Regions from separate parts of the Mus musculus genome. Here regions 1, 2 and 4 are each linked to region 3. A link is a contact called in ENCODE POLR2A ChIA-PET data. All regions are on one chromosome and are shown on one strand. Each heading gives the region's core, a stretch centred on a gene start or an enhancer-like site at or near the end of the contact. The rest is flanking DNA. Distances are from core to core; before and after follow the strand shown. Region 1 holds the start of Slc30a6 (solute carrier family 30 (zinc transporter), member 6). Region 2 holds the start of Dpy30 (dpy-30, histone methyltransferase complex regulatory subunit). Region 3 holds the start of Birc6 (baculoviral IAP repeat-containing 6). Region 4 holds the start of Ttc27 (tetratricopeptide repeat domain 27).

Region 1 (5,132 bases), core at 2,017-4,516, 130 kb after region 3:
CTTTAAATAAATAAATAAATATGTGAAGGTTGACTGAGGAAGATCCCAAATGTCCATCACTGACACACACACACCACATACACATGATAAGGTGGACAATGAATGAAGACACCTAGCACTGACCTCTGTCCTTAACATGTGTCCAGGTACCCATAACGTGTGCATACAGAGAATGAATGAGAACGGGAGAGAATGTCTGCGCAAGTTTCACAGGACTATTTCATGTTTCACCTTTGACATGCAGTCTTCTTATATTCCAAACTACAGTGCTTTTGTGTTGTTGCTTTCGCAGTTAACCACAGGACGGCCACCATCCTGTCACCATGTATCAGAAGCCAATCTTTAGTAACTCTACTGATGCGGATCGTTCTATTTCTTGCCATTTTCTCAGAAAGCACTGTGTTTTACACAGAATTGTCTTCATTACAATGTGCAAGTCACAAAGCCATTCCCCTTATAAACCTGAAAACAGATCTTAGCAGATGATACAAGTATATGGCCTTTGGTTTGGTCCGCAGGACATTCTTGCAAATCTACATATGTATACCTACCTCATATATTATTTCACTCCGTGACTAATGTTCTCACCATAAAAATCTAGGGCCTCCCTTTGTTGACTGTTTTATTTTCATTTTTTTAATACTTTTTATTAGGTATTTTCCTCATTTACATTTCCAATGCTATCCCAAAAGTCCCCCATACCCTCCCCCCCACTCCCCTACCCACCCATTCCCACTTTTTGGCCCTGGCGTTCCCCTGTACTGGGGCATATAAAGTTTGCAAGTCCAATGGGCCTCTCTTTCCAGTGATGGCCGACTAGGCCATCTTTTGATACATATGCAGCTAGAGTCAAGAGCTCCGGGGTACTGGTTAGTTCATAATGTTGTTCCACCTATAGGGTTGCAGATCCCTTTAGCTCCTTGGGTACTTTCTCTAGCTCCTCCATTGGGGGCCCTGCGATCCATCCAATAGCTGACTGTGAGCATCCACTTCTGTGTTTGCTAGGCACAAGAGACAGCTATATCTGGGTCCTTTCAGGAAAATCTTGCTAGTGTATGCAATGGTGTCAGCGTTTGGATGCTGATTATGGGATGGAACCCTGGATATGGCAGGCTCTAGATGGTCCATCCTTTTGACACAGCTCCAAACTTTGTCTCTGTAACCTCCTTCCAATTGGAAAAGATGAAGTCAAAATATCACTTTTTGCAGATGATATGTTAGTATATATGTGTTGACTGTTTTATAAAACAGATATTTATAAGTATAAAATTGTTTTTCCCCCTCCCCCACATTCCACTGTGGGGGGGAGGATTTGGCTGTAGGTTCAAGTCTCAGAAAGGCAAAAATTAAAGATTCCTAGAACTTACTGGCCAGCCAGTCTAGAATAGACAAGCGCCAAGATCATGTCTCAAAGACCATGTCTCAAAATAACTGGGGGAAACAAAAAAAGGGAACACAGCTAAGGAGGCATCCTGACACCCACATCTGGCCTCCACCAATAATACTGGCAGATGGAATAGCATATGCAAATTAGATACAAAGGTCCAATTCAAACAACACAGTTTGCAAGCTGTTCACTGTTGCTACAACGTGTATATTGTATATGTTTATTTCTTTAAAGTTGGAATAACTGAAGGTTGTCTGGTCACTGTTCATTTTACACACACACACACACACACACACACACACTTTTATTTTTGAGACAGGGTTTCTCTGTATAGCTCTGGCTGCCCTGGAATTCACTCTACAGACCAGGCTGGCCTCAAACTCAGGATCCACCTGCCTCTGCTTCCAGAATGCTGGGTTAAAGACGTGCACCACAACTGGTTTATCCTATCCATTTTCTGTACCCAAAGGATTACTGAAATTTTATGAAAATACTGTGTGTGATTTTCCCCCTATCAAGGGCTAGAACTATGATTCACAAATCAAGAGTATTCACTGCTCTTACAAAGGACACAAGTTCAGTTCCCTGTGCCCACACGGCACTCACAGTTGTCTGTAACTCCACTCCCAGGAGATTCAACACCCTCATTTTACTTCCCCGGGCACCAGACACGTACTTTGTGCACCAAGAAACAGGCAGACAAACATCCATACACAAAATTTAAAAAAAAAAAAAAATCTGGGAACCAGAGAGATGGCTCAGTACTTGAGAACACAGGCTGTTCTTCCAGAGGACCTAAGCTTGACTCCTAGCATCCACATCTGCTCACAGCTCCCTGTAACTCCAGCTCCAGGGATCTAATGTCTCTGGCTTTCTCCCACAGCTGCACCCACGTGCACATAACCACACAATTTAAAAGAATACGGTGAATTCTTTTACAGATCTTCATTAGACATTTTAATATATAATATTTTAATGTTTTGGTTTTTCGTTTTTTTCGAGACAGGGTTTCTCTGTATAGCCCTGGCTGTCCTGGAACTCACTTTGTAGACCAGGCTGGCCTCCAAAGAAGGAAACTTTATGGTGGCAACAGTAAGAACACAAATATGTCATTGTCGTATGTAAGTTACCAGTAAGGGCTCAATGAGTTTTTGTGATCGTTTCAAAGGGCGGTCAGCACTCTGACATCTGAAAACGCAACCACCCGTTCACCTTTACAGAATACTGAGATAATTATGTTTGACTTACGCGTTTTGTTGTTTGGTTTTAGATTATGGGGTTTTTTTGTTTTTTTTTTTCGGGTCAGAGTCTCTATTTAACTCAGGGTGAACTTCGAAGTGCAATCCTCCTGCCTCAGTTTCCTGAGTTGTAGGCCAAAGGCATGTGCCAAAACACTCAGCTTAATAATTAACTCAATAATTTTTAGGAAAAACCTGACATTCCAACAACCATAGCGTATACTAGAACCTTTCCCGAGCTGCTCCACTAACCCTTTCTGTAGCCGCTGCTCAGTGCCGAGCTATTCAAACACTGAAAAGCAAACGAGTGAACACGCCCTAGAAAGCCCCACGCAAGCCTCAAGTCGCTGATGGCGTTCACTTGTTCTCAGAGGAAGCTTTAATTTTAACATTAGGCAAATCTGGCATTTCCCAGCTGTAGAGGCACAGAGCAGGAACCCTTCAAGAACCCGAGCGCTGGGAACCCCAGCGCAGGCCCGACCACGCGGTTCCGAGCAGCTGCGGTACAGCAGGGCGCTCGAGCGAGGAAGCAGGAGGGAAACATCCCGCAAGAATCCCGCACACCCCACGGCCAACTCACCATGGTAAGGAGCCGTACAGCTCCCGCCGGAAGACGCTCTGAGAAGTCGCATTTCTCAAGCGGAAGGGGCGGGCCTTCAGAATCCGATTGGTTGCAGGGCGAGGGGGCGGGACTGCGCATGTACCCTAGGTCGCCGTCTTTTTGTTCTCCGCCGCCTGGGAAGTGGGCGGATTAGAGCTGCTCTGGGCGGGGCTGCTCGCCCAGGGAAAGGGTGGGCATTTATCACCTTGGGAGGAACTTTGAGGTCTGTTCAAAGTCTTCTACCAGAGTGTGAGTTTATTACAGTTTATACTCCTGTTTTAAAAATGAAGAAGCAGGAACATTAAGAAATGTCACAGTAAGGCCGGGCAAGTCTCGCTGATTTCGAGGTCAGGCTCCTCGAGGTAGACTCAGCCTATGTTAAAAATACATTTATCAAATTCCCAACTGTTTCATTAAAAATAATGTCGCAGAAAACGCTTGGCTTAAGAACACAAGGATTCGAGTTAAATCACAAGAACCTACGCCGTCACGATGGCCACACCTGTTTGATCTCAGCACTCAGGAAAGCAGAGGCAGGCATATCCTTAGTGACTCGATTTCAAAAACCCAGGTGAACGTCAACCTTAAGTATAAGGTTGTTCTCTGGCCTCCACGAGCACTTTACTGGTGCACGTCACCGGTCAGGGTGCAGCATCGCCTGCGTACTATTCTAACGCTGGAGGCTGAGGCAGGAAGACTACACTACACAGCAAAACTGTCTCAAAACCAAAACGAACGAGTGAGTGAGTGAGTGAGTGAGTGAGTGAGTGAGTGAATGAATGAATGAATGAATGAATGAAAAGAGGTGATGGCTTTTCCTGACTCCAGTCATCCAAGTGGCTACTGCAGTTTAAGAGGATCTGACACCACCACCAGGTGGTAGAGCCCTTAGGCATGACACACAAGGGTTCAATTGCCTAAACTGGGTGCAAACCTGTAACCCTATAGATTTGGTAGCTGAGGTAGAAATATTCAGTTCAAGCATACTTGGGGTTTAGAGTAGGTCACTGTCAGCCTCCCCAGTTAGTGAGAGCATCTCAAATTTAAGGAAAAAATAAGCACTTGTAGCTGGAGTCCACTGTTTTGTATATGGTGCCTGTCTTGGGAAGCTGTGGCAGGACACTGAATTCAAGTCACACTTCACTACGTAAAGTACCAAAAAGACAGAACAATAAGAGAGGGATTTCTTAGGGAGAATACTTTCGGGGGTGGGGGGTGGGGGAGAAGGAAGGGTGAGACAAGGACTAAAATTTATTATATACCAGGAAACTGTCCAAGAATAAAATATTTTTAAAAATCTGAAGCATGCCTTAAGTCTTATATGTTTCATAAGCTAGTGTGGAACTCAGAATAGCTGACTTTGAACTGAAAATACTTGGCTTTATCCCATAACAGAGTTTTAAATCTCTACAGTTTCTTTCTTGCACAGTCATTGTAGCCTATAAAGATTGTATTTGCAGATCTTATCTTCTAGGCACTGATCTTAGTGAAATTGTATCCTAGTAAGAGACACATGCAAGAAGAAAAAAAATTCAGTTATTTGTAAGTAGAATGTCAAAACTAAGGTAATGTGCTAGGTATGGTGGATCATGCCTTTAGTCCTAGTAGCTAGAGGCAGAGGCAAGCAGAATTCTGTGAGGTCCAGGCCAGCCAGAACTTCACAGTGATACCCTGTTTTTTAAAAAGAAGTGGGGGGAGTTATGTTATAAATATTGACAGGGTAGATAATTCATAGTGGTCAGAGTTTTGTAAAAATATTTTATTTGTGTGTTCAGGTGTCTGAAGCGGCCGGAAGATGGCATTAGAATGCCTTGGAGCTGAAGTTAAAAGGCTTTTGTAAATCACCAAATATGGGTGCTGGGATTCAAACTCAGTCCTCAGGATTGAGCAGGAAACACTCTTACCC
Region 2 (4,711 bases), core at 713-3,212, 210 kb after region 3:
TTAAAAAATATAAAATAAAAAGGAGACTGGCAGACAGGCAGACAGACTCTCAACAGGCTTAGACTGCTTCAGTAGAGCATTGAGGGCCCCACGTTTTCCTGTGGGATGAAGGCTGTGGGCATTTAGAGGGGCTGGGGACTTGTGTGTGCACCTACACTACATGTTGTACCATTGGGAAGGTACAGCGCTGCTTTGTGGTTTGAAGTCAGGCAGTTTGCTTTTGATACCAGGCATACTGAATGGTCAGGCTGGGGCCCAACAATTCTTTATTGCCCAGCAGAGCTTAGTTTCTCAAAACCCAAAGCTATTACTTAACATCTATAACTTGTAGGTAGGAAGCAGATTGTACATTTTAAGGTTTATTTTTAGTTATGTATTCGTATATATACCACATTTCTGTGTAAGTGCAAGTGAGTTCAAGTGCTCACAGAGGCCAGAAGACGGTGTCAGATCTCGGGAGTTCTGGGTGGTTGTTGGACTTCTGGTGTGTGCCTGGGAACTGAACTCTGGAAGAGCAGTAAGTTTTTGTTTTTGTTTTTGTTTTTAAAGTGACTAAACCATCTCTTTTCTCACCACCACACCAAGCACAAAAGCTCTTTTCAAGTACATTAGGTGTGTGGGTTGTAGGAAAGTCTGGAAATCTTAGCTATAATCATTGTAGGGACAGCTGAAGGCTTCTTCTTCTTCTTCTTCTTCTTCTTCTTCTTCTTCTTCTTCTTCTTTTCTTCTTCTCCCCCTCCCCCTCTCCTTCTTTTTCTTGAGACAGGGTTTCTCTGTGTATCCCTGGCTGTCCTGGAACTCACTCTGTAGACCAGGCTGGCCTCTAACTCAGAAATCCACCTGCCTCTGCCTCCCAAATGCTGGGATTAAAGGCATGCAGCACCACTGCCCTGCCAACTGAAGGCTTTTTGGAAACATTTTGGTGTTAGCTAGGAGTCTGAACATTCCAAGAAACTCACTAGTAAGAAGTATTAGTAAAGAAGTTAGGTCCCTGACAGAGGTGGGTATTAAAGGCTATTTAGGGAGCTAACTAGGTTCAAGACAACTAACTAGTGTCTCTAGATTTGCAGCATTCCAACCTCTCCATACCCTTGAAATCCTAATCCATCAACAGTTACAATAATTACAGGAAAGCAGGCTCTCCTGGAACTCCCGTTCAGGAAGCTCTGGCTGGCGTTTGACCCTCTTTACCTCAGTCAGCCAAATGCTGGGATTTCAGACACCTGGCTTTAAAATGTAAAAACAAGCAAACACAACCCAGGTTGGAATCCATAATACTACAGTCTGGAAAGCCATTTCTTCTGTAGAAATTGAACCAAGATCCTTGGTTATCCCAGGAAAGCGCTCGACCATGAGCTGAACTCCTTATCCCTGGAAAGTAATTAAAAAAAAAAAAAAAAACTAATCTAGACATAAATGTAGAATAGTGTGAACGTGGTATCCTCATAGACTGCAGGGCTTGAATAAAAGCCGCCCAAGAATTCCCAAACACTCCTCCTTGTTTCCCTTTGGCCTTAAAAAAATTATATATGTGTGTATGTATACGTATATATGCGTGTTTTGCCTGAATGTGCGCGGAGCACACGCGTGCCTCGTGCCTGCGTAGATAAAAAGAGAGAGTCAGCTCCCCGGAACCGGAGTTAGGGATAGTTGTGAGCCACCATGTGGGCGGTGGAGACCAAACCTAAGTCGCCTGTAAGATTAGCCAAGTAATCAACCGCTGGATGCCCTCTAGCCCCTAGTAAAGCCTGAGCAAGAATCGCTCAGCAAGTGAGTGGCCTCGGTTCCTCGGGGACCGTCACTTCCAGGTGCCACGAAGGACTGTCTAAAGGAGAAAGATCTACGGCAGGGTGGAGCCGGCAGGTGGCCAGGCACCCCGCGCACCGCAGAGGCGTAGGCCCACTTAGGCGGGCTCGGGCACTTCTGCCCGCGGGGCCGCTCTGCGCAGGCGCGGCGGCAGCGCGACGTCCCTCACTTACGGCCGAAGCGGTTCGCGCTGTGAGTCGGTGGCGCCGTGCAGGGCACTTAGGAACCGACAGCCTTGGCGCGGGTAATCAGCTTCCCTGTCCTCCTCCTCCCACCGCTACATCCTTGGGACGACCTCCGAGCCTCGCGATGCGACGAGGACGGCCAGTCGGTGGCCCGACCCAGCCCGCGCGTCTGCTGCCCGCGGGGGTGAGGGGCGGGGTCCCGGGCTGGGCTGCACCGCACCGGGTCCTGGCGTCTTCCACTTGAAATCTCCCGGGTAACTAACTCGCGGCTCTTCTTGTTTTGCAAGACTGGTATCCGGTTGATTGCGGTTTGCAGGGTCCGCCATGGAGTCGGAGCAGATGCTGGAGGGACAGACACAGGTACCAGGAGGCCCTGGGTTCAGGGTGGCGGTGTGCGGGGAGGCAGCGCGGGACGGGCGGATGTCTCTCTCTGTGACTGTATTTTGTTTTCTAGGTTGCAGAAAACCCTCACTCTGAGTACGGGCTCACAGACAGCGTTGAGGTAACTCGCTCAGTTTCTCTGCCGCATGCATCTATGGGTCTCTTGAGAGCTGGAGAAAACTTAGGATCGGTTTACTAGGCTACTCTGCACGAGGGAACTCTTTGCTGCCGCGATCTCTCCGTAGTATCAGATTATAAGTGGCTTCTTTTTACTAGCATGCTAATACTTGGCTAAAAATAAAGGTACTTTGTAAATGAAAGATTAGATGATCCCGGAACCAGAGCTGGGAAGGTTTGGTTAGGAAAATGGAGGCTTCCCGGAGAAAATTTGTGTGTGAATGGGAGACTCGAGGGATTAAGTTCTGGTTTAAAAAAAAAAAAAAAAAAAAAAGGGCAGGACCACGTTTCCAAGAAGTTGTACAAACAGGTGTTAGAATTTATTCAACACTTTGCTGTTTGTGAGATATATACCAGGCTAATTTGAATGTATCTTCAGCTCCAGAATGCTTAAAGTTGAGTAACTTGTTCAAGGTCAGCGGAAAGTAAGCTTAGACATGTTTTCTTTTTTATTTTATTATTATTATTATTATTATTACTTGTGGGTGTGTGCGCGCATGCACACGCTCGCTCATGCATGTGCACTAGTGTGTGGAGATCAGAGGGCACCCTTACAGAGTAGGTTTTTTGCTTCCACCCTTAGGTGGGTTCTGGAGATGGAACTCAGGTTAGATGTGGGGGTAGCAAGCTCCTTACACACTGAGCAGTCCTGCCTGACCTAGAACTGACTCTTACAAAAGGATTGCATTGTATTTATATTTGTGTGATCTCTCTCTGTCTCTCTTTGCTTCTCTCTGTCTCTTTTTCTGTCTCTCTCTCCCTCCCTCCCTCCTCTCTGTGTTTGTGTGTTTATATGTATGTATATATATTTTTTTATTTTTTCTATTTTTTTCCCCCTGAGATAGGGTGTCATTAGCTCTGGCTGTCCTGGAACTCACTATGTAGATCATGCTGGCCTTGAATTTACCGAGATTCACCAGCCTCCACCTCTTGGTGTTGGGAGTAAAGGTGTGTGCACCGAACCCGGTTTATATATTTCTTTTTACTGCTTTATGGGTGTTCTGCCTGGGTATATATGTACATCAGAAGGCCGGAACTTGAGCTACAGACAGTTGTGAGCTACCATGTATGCTGGGGATTGAATGAGGATCTCTCTCTCTCTCTCTCTCTCTCTCTCTCTCTCTTTCTCTTTCTCTCTCTCTCTCTCTGAGACAGGGTTTTTCTATGTAGCCCTGGATGTCCTAGAACTTACTCTGTAGACCAGGCTGACTTCAAGCACTCTCCTGCTGCTATACTGGTGTTCTTAACCACACACACACCCCCTCCCCCAACTCCAGCTTTGGCTGTCTATATTCTTATTTATATTTCTTAGGCTTTTGAAATTCATTTTATGTGCTTGGTTATTGTGCCTGCATCCGTATGTGTGCCCCATGTGCCTGCCTGGTGCCCACAGAGGCCAGAAGAGTGTGCCAGATCCTCCCTGGAATTGGAGTTTGAGACAATTGGTGAACTACCCCGCGGGTGGTGGGAACCAAGCGCTGGTCTTCTGCAAGAGCAGTCAGTGCTTCTAACTGCTGAGCCTTCTCTCCAGTCCTGTCTATAGTTTTTAAGTGCCTAGCTTTTTACATTTGGGCCCGGGATTTGAACTCAGGTCCTTATGCTTGCTTGCAGAACAACTTATCTAATTCCCCAAGCCATCTCTCTAACCTTTTCACACAGTTACACGTTTTACACCTTGTGTATGTGTGGTCTTATGTATGTCTGTAGGTGTGCTGTGTGTGAGTCGAGGTGCACTTGTTTATTCGTGGTGTGGATTGAACCCAGGCTTTTGTATACGCTTGGCCTACGCTCTGCTGCTGAGCTATATCCCACCTCCAACCCGTCCTAGTGTTCCTTTATTTTTGAATGGATTCATGGACTTGGTTTAGTGTTTCATGAAATTTGGGGAAATTGTAGCCCTTGTTTGAACATTTTTGTCAGATTTATTTGTCCATACTTTCCTCTATCTTGATTTATTTTAGATCCTGATTTATTCTTTGACAGTTCCACACGTGTGTGCAGTATATCTTGATCATATCGATTCCCAGCTTCCCCCTGTCGTTCACCTGTACACCCCCAAGTCCCCAAGTGCGTTCCCTTTCATTTCCTAACTTATTGAAACTCAGTGAGTCCAGTTAGTGCTGCCTGCTGGAGTGCTTGACTGATCTTGGGCAGTAACTGTA
Region 3 (4,783 bases), core at 653-3,152:
GCATTGCTGCTGCATCTGGACCATCGGTATTGTCATTTACCTAAGCCAAGAAAAGGGAAATTTACAAGCCTACCACCACCAAAAACTTTCTCTTAGGCATCTCTTAAATATATTACAGGTTTACATGCTGTAACTATACATAACCAGTTCTTTCATAAGTCAACAAAAATTAACATCTCTAATTTCATCTTTGTATTCCTATACTGCCATTTAATCTTATGACATTACTCACACAGTAAACTTATTCGTGTATGTCTGTGTAAAATAACACAAGGTGAATTGGTAGAACACATAATTACTTCCATTTGGCTAAGTGCACTTCGATACAATTTATCTCTGTGCATGAGTTTAAAACCCACTAATACATCAAATTCTAAATTTTAACCTTTAACGCCAAAATTAAGACACCATTCATCCACAAATGAAATGTCATCTCAGCAAATAACTTAGCTAGGGCTATCCCAAAACACTCCAGTATGTCCACTGAACGAGCTTTGACCTGGTACATCCTGAAAGTCCAATATGTGAACCAACGTCTCCACCACCCAAGTGCTCTCCTTCCAAGGTGGAGGAGACCCAGACATACTTACAACTACCAATCTCTAGCTCTCTATGCTAAAACAAGTTGAAAGGGCTTGAAGTTCCACCTAATTACAAGGGGCCTAGGCTTCTTGACACTGGAAGGAGGGAGCACTCAGAGCTAGAGGACCGATACTAACCTTTTTTTTTTCTTTTTTTTTTTTTTTTTTTTTTTTGCACTCTGCGAGTCCCATAGTCCAGCAAGCACAGTTCAGGCAGCTGGCCTTCCCTCTCCTACTGACCTCCCCATCCCAGTGCCCACTCCAGCCCGCCCCCTGTGCGAAAGCGCAACCCTCGGAGGTCCCCGCACCTACAGGACCAGACGACAACCGGCGGGCCGCTACTCGCCGGGAAAAGAGGGCAAGACAGCCGGCTTGGACGCTTCCCGCCCCTTGCCTCCGGCCACCCATCTCTCCCGCCACCGCCAAGACTGCCAGCCCTTCCCTCTGGTCCAGCCCGGAGCTAGCCCAAAATCTCGTCCAAGAGGCCAGCGAGGGCCCGGTCCTCACCAGCACCGACCTCCAAGGCCTCCACATCTCTCCCACAGGACCAGGCCGGTTCAGATGCAAAAGGCCCGAAAAGCAACTCGCAGCGCACCCCGCCAAACCGAGTTCCCGTCCCCAAAAGCTGCTGCTTTCCGAGTCCGAAGGTCCTCGGCCGTAGCTTCCGGGCCTCTCCGACCCTCCCGCTCCACGCTGTCCCTCCGAGGCCGATCCCGATCCCGGAGGCTGGGAGGCTTCCTCCACCAGCATCCCCACAACCCGTCTCCGCCCGCGGCCGGCCCAGCCCAGCCCCCGCCCGGCGTGCCGCGCTCACCGCTGAGCGCCGAGGCCTGAAGGGTGGCCCCGGACGTGCCGTCGATGACTTTGATGGTCCCGCGGCTGGTGACGGCCAGGATGGCGTTAAGCGCCGGGTGGTAGGAGAGGCTGTGCAGCCCGTCGGCGTCGCAGCGCATGCAGCCATCCCGCAGCACCAGCCACTCGGAGACCCCGGCCGCCCCCGCCCCTGCCGCCGCCGCCGCGGAGGAGCAGCTCGGGCCCGAGGCCTCCGCAGCCGCAGCCGCCATCTTCCGGCCTGCGCTCAGCACAATCACACTGGGAAGCCGCTCAGTGACAGTCCCGGGAGGTGCAGCACCACAGCCAGTCACCATCCGGGGCCAGGGGGCAAAGCGGAGCGCGTTAGCCGGAAGTGAAGTCAAGCGCCTGCACGCACAGGGAACGTCGCCCGCCAGGCCGGCCAGGCCAAGCGAGCTCGCAGGCTGGCGGGGGAGGGGAGAGAGGGCCGCACCAAAGGAGGGGCCGGAGCCCAGGGGGTGGAGCATGCGCGGGAGTGCCGATCTAGCCAGAGCAGAGGGAAGCTAATAAGGAACTTCCGAAGGCACAGAAAAGGCGGGGCAGGGGCGGGACCTGGCCTAGTAAGCATGCGCAGAAGAGCTCCCAGGGCCCGGTAGGCGGGCCTCAGAAGAAGAAGGGGGCGGGGCTGAAACTTTTTTTTTTCAAGCGCGGAGCATGCGTGGTAGGACTAGGCGCGTGCCACGCGCTGCTGCTCCAGCCAGCCCTGCGTCCTCAACGTCCCAGTTTCTTCCTTCGAGCCCCGGGAGTGGTATCGGCGGGAGTTCCGCCCTGCGCGTGGCAGGGAGGGTGGTGCTGGGCCCTGTGCATTTCCGCTAGGCAAACCCGAGCCCGCGCGACTTGTCTGGTACGCCCAGAGGCCCCTTCGTGGCCAGGGCGGCTGATTCCCAGCGGTTCCCAGCACGGGGCAGAGGAGGAGGGCGTTGCGGGGTGGAGGCGAGATCCGGAAGTAGGCCTCTATCATTGCACACTCTGACAAGCCTCTTCATTGGAACTGAACCTGATTTTTTTTTTACGACGCCTGCCCTAGTTTCAGATTTTTTTTACACTTGATCTTAGAAGACTGAGAAGCGATAGTTCCAAATCTTTTAATAAACAGACATGCTCATTAATGAGGTGCTGGACACATTACAGGTCAGCCTAGTGTAGCTCATTGCAAAGGATTTACATGATTTTTGGTGGGGTGTTGTGGATTGCCCTGGGGCTAATTATATTTGATGTCAATTCTGTTCTCCTGTGAGGAGTTGTGAACAAGGAATGAGTCAGCACTTAGGTGATTTCTTGTAAACCTTCCCACCTTAATTTGTAAAATAAAGGAAAGCTGATGATTGGGCAGAGAAAGGGAAAGTGGAGTGGAAAGAAAGGAAGGAGGTTTGAGACAGAGAAGGCAGAGGAGGAGGAAGAAGAAAAGCAGAACAGAAGAACATGGCCTGGAGAAAACGCAAGTTCTAAGTGGTCTCATAGATGTGGAAGATGGTAGTGTAGTGGTTGTAGATCTGCCCAATCTAGGCGCACAGCATGTATTCATACTAATTGTGTCGTGTTTTCATTGCCAGAGCATAATTGGGTTGGAGAGATTTGCTGTAACAGTGGAGTATCCTCCTTCGTTAGATTTGAAAGAACATCTTTCTTAAACTTTATGTTGAAACAGTTACTTGTCAGTCAGTCACTTGTAGTTACAGTGTAGCGGTGCCTGGGTGTGGTCTCGCATACCTAGAATCCCAGTCTGAAACAGTAATGCTAAGAATTCTGGGCAAGCCTGCGCTATTTAACAAGATCCTTTCCAAAAAAAAAAAACTTGAGGCAATAAAAAATTGTTTGGTGCCTGGTGATGGTGGCCCACGCCTTTCATCCCAGCACTTGGAGGCTGTTGCTACCAGAAGCTAGAGGTTGAATTCAGCAGTTGGTTTGGAACCCCATGCTGCTTACACAAGCTTCCCTCTCAAAATACGTCTTTATTTAAAGGACCGAAGTTGTTCAGGCTAGGACTGCCCTATACCACTACTCAAGAAATGAGTATCCTTTTTTTGGTCTTTCGAAACAGGGTTTCTCTGTGTAGCCCTGGCTATCCTGGAACTTACTTTGTAGACCAGGCTGGCTTCAAACTCAGAAATCCGCCTGCCTCTGCCTCCCAAGTGCGCCACCACACCCGGCATGAGTATCCTTCTTTAAACCACCAGCAATTATGTAGAAACTTTAAAGGCTACTATTTGAAACTGTTTTTAAAATCACTTTTGACCAAACTATCCTTTAATCAGACCTCTTCTGGTTAGCATGCCGATACAAATCAAGACACTGTCTTGTTGTTGGTAAGGGAATCCAGAAACTAGAATGCTACATTTAAACTAAGTGGACTTTAGTGGACACTACTAAGGAGAATTAAGCAACAGTTGTCTCTTAGTCTGTGTAACATTTTGTTTGTTTGCTTGCTTGTTTTCCAGACAGGGTCACACTATGTAGCCCTGGCTGTCCTGGAACTATGTAGACTAAACTGGCCTCAGATCTGTAGAGATCCATCTGCCACTCAAGTGCATGCATAACCTTTTTTTTTTTTTTTTTTGGTTTTCCCGAGACAGGGTTTCCCTGTGTAGCCCTGCTGTCCTGGAACTCACTTTATAGACCAGGCTGGCCTCAAACTCAGAAATCTGCCTGCCTCTGCCTCCCTAGTGCTAGGATTAGAGGCATGCACCACCACGCCCAGCAAGCATACACTCTTGAAAGACATTTCAAATCTCACTCTTTTTTTAAATATTTATTTATTTATTATATGTAAGTACACTGTAGCTGTCTTCAGACACTCCAGAAGAGAGCATCAGATTTTGTTACAGATGGTTGTGAGCCACCATATGGTTGCTGGGATTTGAACTCAGGACCTTTGGAAGAGCAGTCAGCAATCTTAACCGCTGAGCCATCTCACCAGCCCCTCAAATCTCACTCTTTAGGGTAACTTGTTTCTTTTTGTAACTGTTTTAAGGACTGAGATCCCAAAGGCTACAGGTTCGAGACACAAGTTTAGGTTTAGAAGTAATAATAAAACTGGAATTGAGCCCCCAATGGAGGAGCTAGAGAAAGCACCCAAGGAGCTGAAGGGGTCTGCAACCCTATAGGTGGAGCAACAATATGAACTAACCAGTAACCCCAGAGCTCGTGTCTCTAGCTGCATATGTAGCAGAAGATGGCCTAGTTGGCCATCACTGGGAAGAGAGGCCCCTGGGTATTGCAAACTTTATATGCCCCAGTACAGGGGAATACCAGGGCCAAGAAGCAAGAGTAGATGGGTAGGGGAGCAGGGGGGGGGGGAATAGGGAATTTTTGGGATAGCATTTGAAATTTGAAATGTATATAAAGAAATA
Region 4 (5,120 bases), core at 2,552-5,051, 190 kb before region 3:
CTCACACCAAGTAGGAATACCAGCTGCTGTCTACAAACAAGAATGGTAAATATCTTAGTTACGGTTTCTATTGCGGTGATTTAAAAAAAAAAAAAAAAAAAGCAAGCTGGGTAGGAAAGGGTTTATTTACCTCAGCTTACAGCCATCAGATCACACTCTGTCAGTGAAATAAATCAAGACCTAAAGCTGAAGGTAGAAACTAAAGCAGAGACCATGCAAGAACGCTGCTTACTTGCTTGCTCTTGCTTGGTCTCCGTGGCTTTCCTTTGCCTGTTTCTAACACTATTTAGAACTATCCACACATGGGTGGGACTGCCCACCGTGAGCTGGGCCTTCCCATAGCAATCATTCATCAAGAAAATGCCCTGTAGATTTGCTTACACCAACCTTACTGAGGTGTTTTCTCAATTTAGACTCCCTATTCTCGGATACATTGAGTGTGTCAAGGTGACAGAAACCAACCAGCACAGAAAATAAACAACTACTGACCATCGTCACCATTTGCCTGCATGCATACTACTGAATTTCAGTTTAACTGAGAAAAAAAAATCAAGTAATAGCTGAGACTTTCCTAATGTTTTACAATTTGTATCTTCACTATCCAATAAATCCATTAGCCACATGTGGCTTTTAAATTGAATTTAATCTAGGGCTGTAGAGATGGTTCAGCAGTTAAAAGCAATGGCTGCCTTTCCCAAGGACCCAAGTTTTATTTCCAGCACCCATCTGGCTGCTAACAACTGTCTGTAACTCCATTTCCAGGGGATCATGGCCCTCTTCTGACCTCCAAATACACTGCATGGGCAAAATACCCATACATATAAATAAAAATAAATCAATCTTAAGTTAACATAAATGTAAACTAACTTAAACTAAATGTATAATGTGATCTCTATTCAGTTTCCATATTTAAAGTGCTCAATAGCCAAGAAGTAGCTACTGCTACTATACTGACCACAAAAGACACAGAATACCCCCAGCATCCAAATAACCTCTTGGAGAATGCAACCTAAAACACTGCAAACAAAGGGCCTCTTTTTGAGCTACAACTCTGGTCCACCTATAAATAATGCATTTGTGTGCAAGCATGTTGTATACAGGGAAGGAAGAGGAGGGTTGCAAATGGGCACCACTAGGCTAACTTTGCACAGTACAAACACATCAGCCAGCAAATAGGAATCAAGGAGAAAGCCAGGCCTCATGCTGAAGCCTGCAATCCCCACTAGAGGTGAGACAAGAGGATCACAAGTTCAAAGCCACCCTGGACCACTTAGTTTGACCCTGACTCAAAAGAAAAAGTATAAAAAAGAGCCAGGGATATAGATCAGTGATAGAATGCATGTCTGTTGAGTGAGAAGCCAGAGGCTCAATTCCAGTAACAAAAGAAGAAAGAAGAAAAGAACCAGAATAAAATATAAGCTGGGCATGGTAGTATATAACTATAATTCCCAAATTTGGGAAACTACAACAAAAAGATTATGCATTTGAAGCCAGCCTGCAGTTCACTGCAAGCTGCGGGATAAATGAGGTGATGCAGCAAGACACAGTCACAAACAACAGCAAAATCATGAGTGACGCTAGCAAAAATTAGAAAAAATGAGACAGAACTGCATTAGCTTGAAGAATAAGCAGCAGCATCCATAGTGACTATGAGTTATGCCTTTACTTATTTTTGCAACCCAACAACCTCACAAGATACTTGGTTTATTCCTCAAACAATTATATGAAACTTAGTCTGTAAACACCAGGGCAGAATGAAACTGTATGCATCCTAGATGGTTAGGAATTTTGGCCAGCTGTCATGGGTAGCTGAGAAGGGGAAGTGTTACCAAGCATACAATAATAAAACAGATGCCTCTAGAAGGCTTAGATCTGACTCATGTGCAGACATCCTAATGGAAGAACGTTAAACTGCGGGATCCATGATAAACACATGCAGTTCTCTCATCTCGCCAGAAATAACAGTCCAAACACAATAAACACAAATGCAAGTATCTCTCGGGAACCTAGAAACAGCAAGACTCAAGGTACATCTACCCACTTAAGAAAATGAACTCCACCCCCCCCCCTTTAAAGTGCATGCCTTTCATCCCAGCCTGTGGGAGACAGAGGACATAGATCTCTTGAGACTTCGAGGCTAGCCTGATCTACAGAGTGAGTTCTAGGCCAAAGCTACATAGCGAGACCCTATCTCAAAACAAAAAAAGCAAACAAACAAAAACCAACAAGCAACATAAAAGGAAAAAGCTGATGGCTAACACTTATCAGACCTTCACACTGGGATGATTAGCAGTGACCACCAAGGATGTGTCCTTCTAATACAAAACTCATTTAATCCTGCACCACTCTCCTTTTCCATTCTAGATCTTCTGGGCCAGAGACCTTACAGAGATTGCTTGAGACCAGTTATTTCAACAACTACTAAATACCAGGGCCTCACAGTGTCAAGGTGCTATAAAAGTTGATATTAGCCTATTCATTTATTCATTTATTTATTTGATTACATGAGTGTTTTGCCCAGGTGCATACATATATACTACACATGTACCTAGTGTCCATGGGTTAGAAGAGAGTGTTGGATATCCTAGAACTGGAGTTGTACAGTTGTGAGCCACCAAGTGGATGCTGGGAATTGAACTTGAGTCCTCTGAAATAGCAGTAAGTGCTCTTAACCACGAAGTCACCTCTCCAGCCCCCACCTAGTACGTTTCTCTGTGGAAATTTCAAATAAAATACTACCTTTCAATTTCTTCCAAATCTGTAGAGCAATCCAGGAAATTCACTATCTGCTTCTCCAGGTAGCTGTCAATCTTTTCTTCAGCCATCATTGTTGAATTTAAAATAGTTTGTGTCGTTGAATGGAAGAACAAAGCCTCATAGCTCCCTTCTAACAGCAATTCTAAGAAAACTCCAATATCTGTAATATTAAAAATGAGTCCAGTAAGGCAACAGAATTTCTTAAGTATAAATGATAATCCATTACATAGATACTTTAAGATGCAAAAGATATAAACAGCATACTGGCTGTATACTTTTATTCTACCAACAAATATCATGTCTCCTAGAAGTACAAAACCTACAATGACAGCAAACAATGACAATGATTGATGATGACGATGATGATGATAGGCATACTACCCTTCTTCAGGAAATTCACAAAGATTCCAATTGACACCGGAAAGTTGTCCTTCCTATCGTCAATATTCTCACACACACACACACACACACACACACACACACCGGCCCCAGGAAGCCAATCCAAACACATCTGTTCTCTCATGATTCCCTCACATTTCCCCCAGGCACATGTTGGTCTCAACATTTTTACAACACTGACTTTTTCCTGCTGAACTCTCTTTCACTTGTCAGTTCTACATTAAAAAAAACTCATCTCGTCTCTTTCGGAAACTTCTGTCACATGAGCAGATCGCAGACCATCAAGCGAAACTCCCTCACTCTTGACACCTCCTATGTACCCAGGGCTGGCATCCTTTGTCCTCACAGCTCTGGCACTAACCTAAAGTGCGCAGCGCTCTCACCTGAACCACAGATGCCCTCCTGCTTCCAAACCAGCCGCTCCGCCTCCGTGGAGAAGCCCCTCAGAAGCGCCAGCTCCGGCGTCCACATCATTCCCGGCATCGCTGCACCCGATACAGTGTCCCACTAAGGAGGAGAAAAACGAGAGGAGGAGGGTCCAAAGTCGCCGGCGTCTTGTTACGACGGATAGCGCTCACAAACTTAGACTCCCATGTGAGATTATACATGCATGGAGGCAGCCATGACAGCAACGCAGAGCATCATGGGAAAACAAACCCACGCTGGAGCAGCTTCCTTCTAGACGACCAATCGGAGACTCGGTTGTGAGCATGCGCAGACTGAGTAGTGGAAAAGAGTTGGGTGGGTCGGTCAGCCGGTCGCAGTAACCGGGAGTTGTTGCTAGTGGAGACAGTTGAACGCAATCCTGCTTTGGAACATGCGACTACCTGAGGCAAAGTTAAGTCCTTGGAGGTTAATAACTCGAGCCTTTTCTCCCCAACAGACGGAGCGCAGGCTGTAGAAGTTACTTCTAATGGAGCCCTTGAGCCCCAGGCTAGAACGAACTTCCTCGGCATAGGCTATAATTTGGATGATTCAAAGTGCAAGAAAACCAAACTCGAAGTGTAATCTTAGCACGGAGGAGGATGATGCAGGATAGTTGCAACTTAAAGGCCAGCCTGAGCTTCGCCCTTAGTTCCAAGCTAGCCACCTGGAGAAATGGCTCAACAGAGGACAAAGTTCTATTCCCAGCACCCACAAGGTGGTTCATAATGGCCTGTAACTCCAGAACATCGGTTACCGTCCTCTAGCCTCCCAGGCACAAGACCCATAAATGGTACACAAACATAGCTGCAAGCAAAAAATACTCATAAAATAAAGGCGGCGGTGGTACATGTCTTTAATCCCAGCACTCTGGAGCAAAGGCAGGTGGATCCTTGAGTTCAAGGACAGCCTGGTATACAGAGCTAGTTCCAGGACACCCAAGGCGACAGAGAGAGACCTTGTCTCAGAAAACAAAAACAAAAACAAACTAGAAAAAAAAAAGAATAATTTCTTTAAAAGGGGAGAAAGGTCTGGTTTTGATACTGTCATCACATAAACCTGGCAAGAGCCTGGAAGTTTCTGCAATTCAGTCGATAGAACCCAGAACACTTTGCTGACGTGGAAAAAAACCTGCAAGGAAATATATCCTCCCACAAGTGTGGCAGCTGCTGAGCAGAGAGTTGGCTGTTTGCCTCTTTTTTTTTTTTTTTTAAGAGAATAAATGTTTTCTTTCTCACTCTGCTTCACTGTAGAAAAACAGCCTGTGCAGCCCAAGGTAAAATTAAGACAGTACTAAGGACTGTCCTTCACCTGACATTATACAACACTCCCCTGTGCTCCTGGGCATTTCTAGTGAGAAGGAGGTCTTTTGATCAAGACCCTGGAATAGAGTGGGTGAGTTACAATATTATATGACACAACATTGTTACCTGAAATAAGGAATCCATATAGTCACTGATTTTTTGGTAGGGTCTCACCAAGTAACTTCTGCTGACCTGGGACGTGCTATGTAGACCAGGCTGGACTTACACTTAGAGCTC

What was found. ChIA-PET counts read pairs that join two places held with the same protein, here RNA polymerase II (POLR2A).
Region 1: POLR2A ChIA-PET joins it to region 3 with 30 read pairs in embryonic stem cell. The contact joins the promoter of Slc30a6 here to the promoter of Birc6 in region 3. POLR2A ChIA-PET finds 5 or more read pairs at or near these places in 4 of 5 experiments (Patski and embryonic stem cell).
Region 2: POLR2A ChIA-PET joins it to region 3 with 17 read pairs in embryonic stem cell. The contact joins the promoter of Dpy30 here to the promoter of Birc6 in region 3. POLR2A ChIA-PET finds 5 or more read pairs at or near these places in 3 of 5 experiments (Patski and embryonic stem cell).
Region 4: POLR2A ChIA-PET joins it to region 3 with 13 read pairs in embryonic stem cell. The contact joins the promoter of Ttc27 here to the promoter of Birc6 in region 3. POLR2A ChIA-PET finds 5 or more read pairs at or near these places in 3 of 5 experiments (Patski and embryonic stem cell).

Annotation. Positions count from the first base shown.
Region 1 is chr17:74,393,742-74,398,873 of GRCm38, reverse strand. It overlaps Slc30a6 (solute carrier family 30 (zinc transporter), member 6), which reads right to left and starts at 3,266. Exons shown (of 14, transcript NM_144798.6): 1 at 3,206-3,266. The coding sequence starts at 3,208.
Region 2 is chr17:74,313,684-74,318,394 of GRCm38, reverse strand. Dpy30 (dpy-30, histone methyltransferase complex regulatory subunit) reads left to right here and starts at 1,962. Exons shown (of 5, transcript NM_001146223.1): 1 at 1,962-2,050; 2 at 2,279-2,351; 3 at 2,446-2,493. The coding sequence starts at 2,316.
Region 3 is chr17:74,525,414-74,530,196 of GRCm38, reverse strand. It overlaps Birc6 (baculoviral IAP repeat-containing 6), which reads right to left and starts at 1,902. Exons shown (of 73, transcript NM_007566.3): 1 at 1,396-1,902. The coding sequence starts at 1,729. Gm31645 (a long non-coding RNA gene) reads left to right here and starts at 1,997. Exons shown (of 3, transcript XR_385765.4): 1 at 1,997-2,564.
Region 4 is chr17:74,716,431-74,721,550 of GRCm38, reverse strand. Ttc27 (tetratricopeptide repeat domain 27) reads right to left here and starts at 3,801. Exons shown (of 20, transcript NM_152817.4): 1 at 3,540-3,801; 2 at 2,740-2,917; 3 at 1-30. The coding sequence starts at 3,639.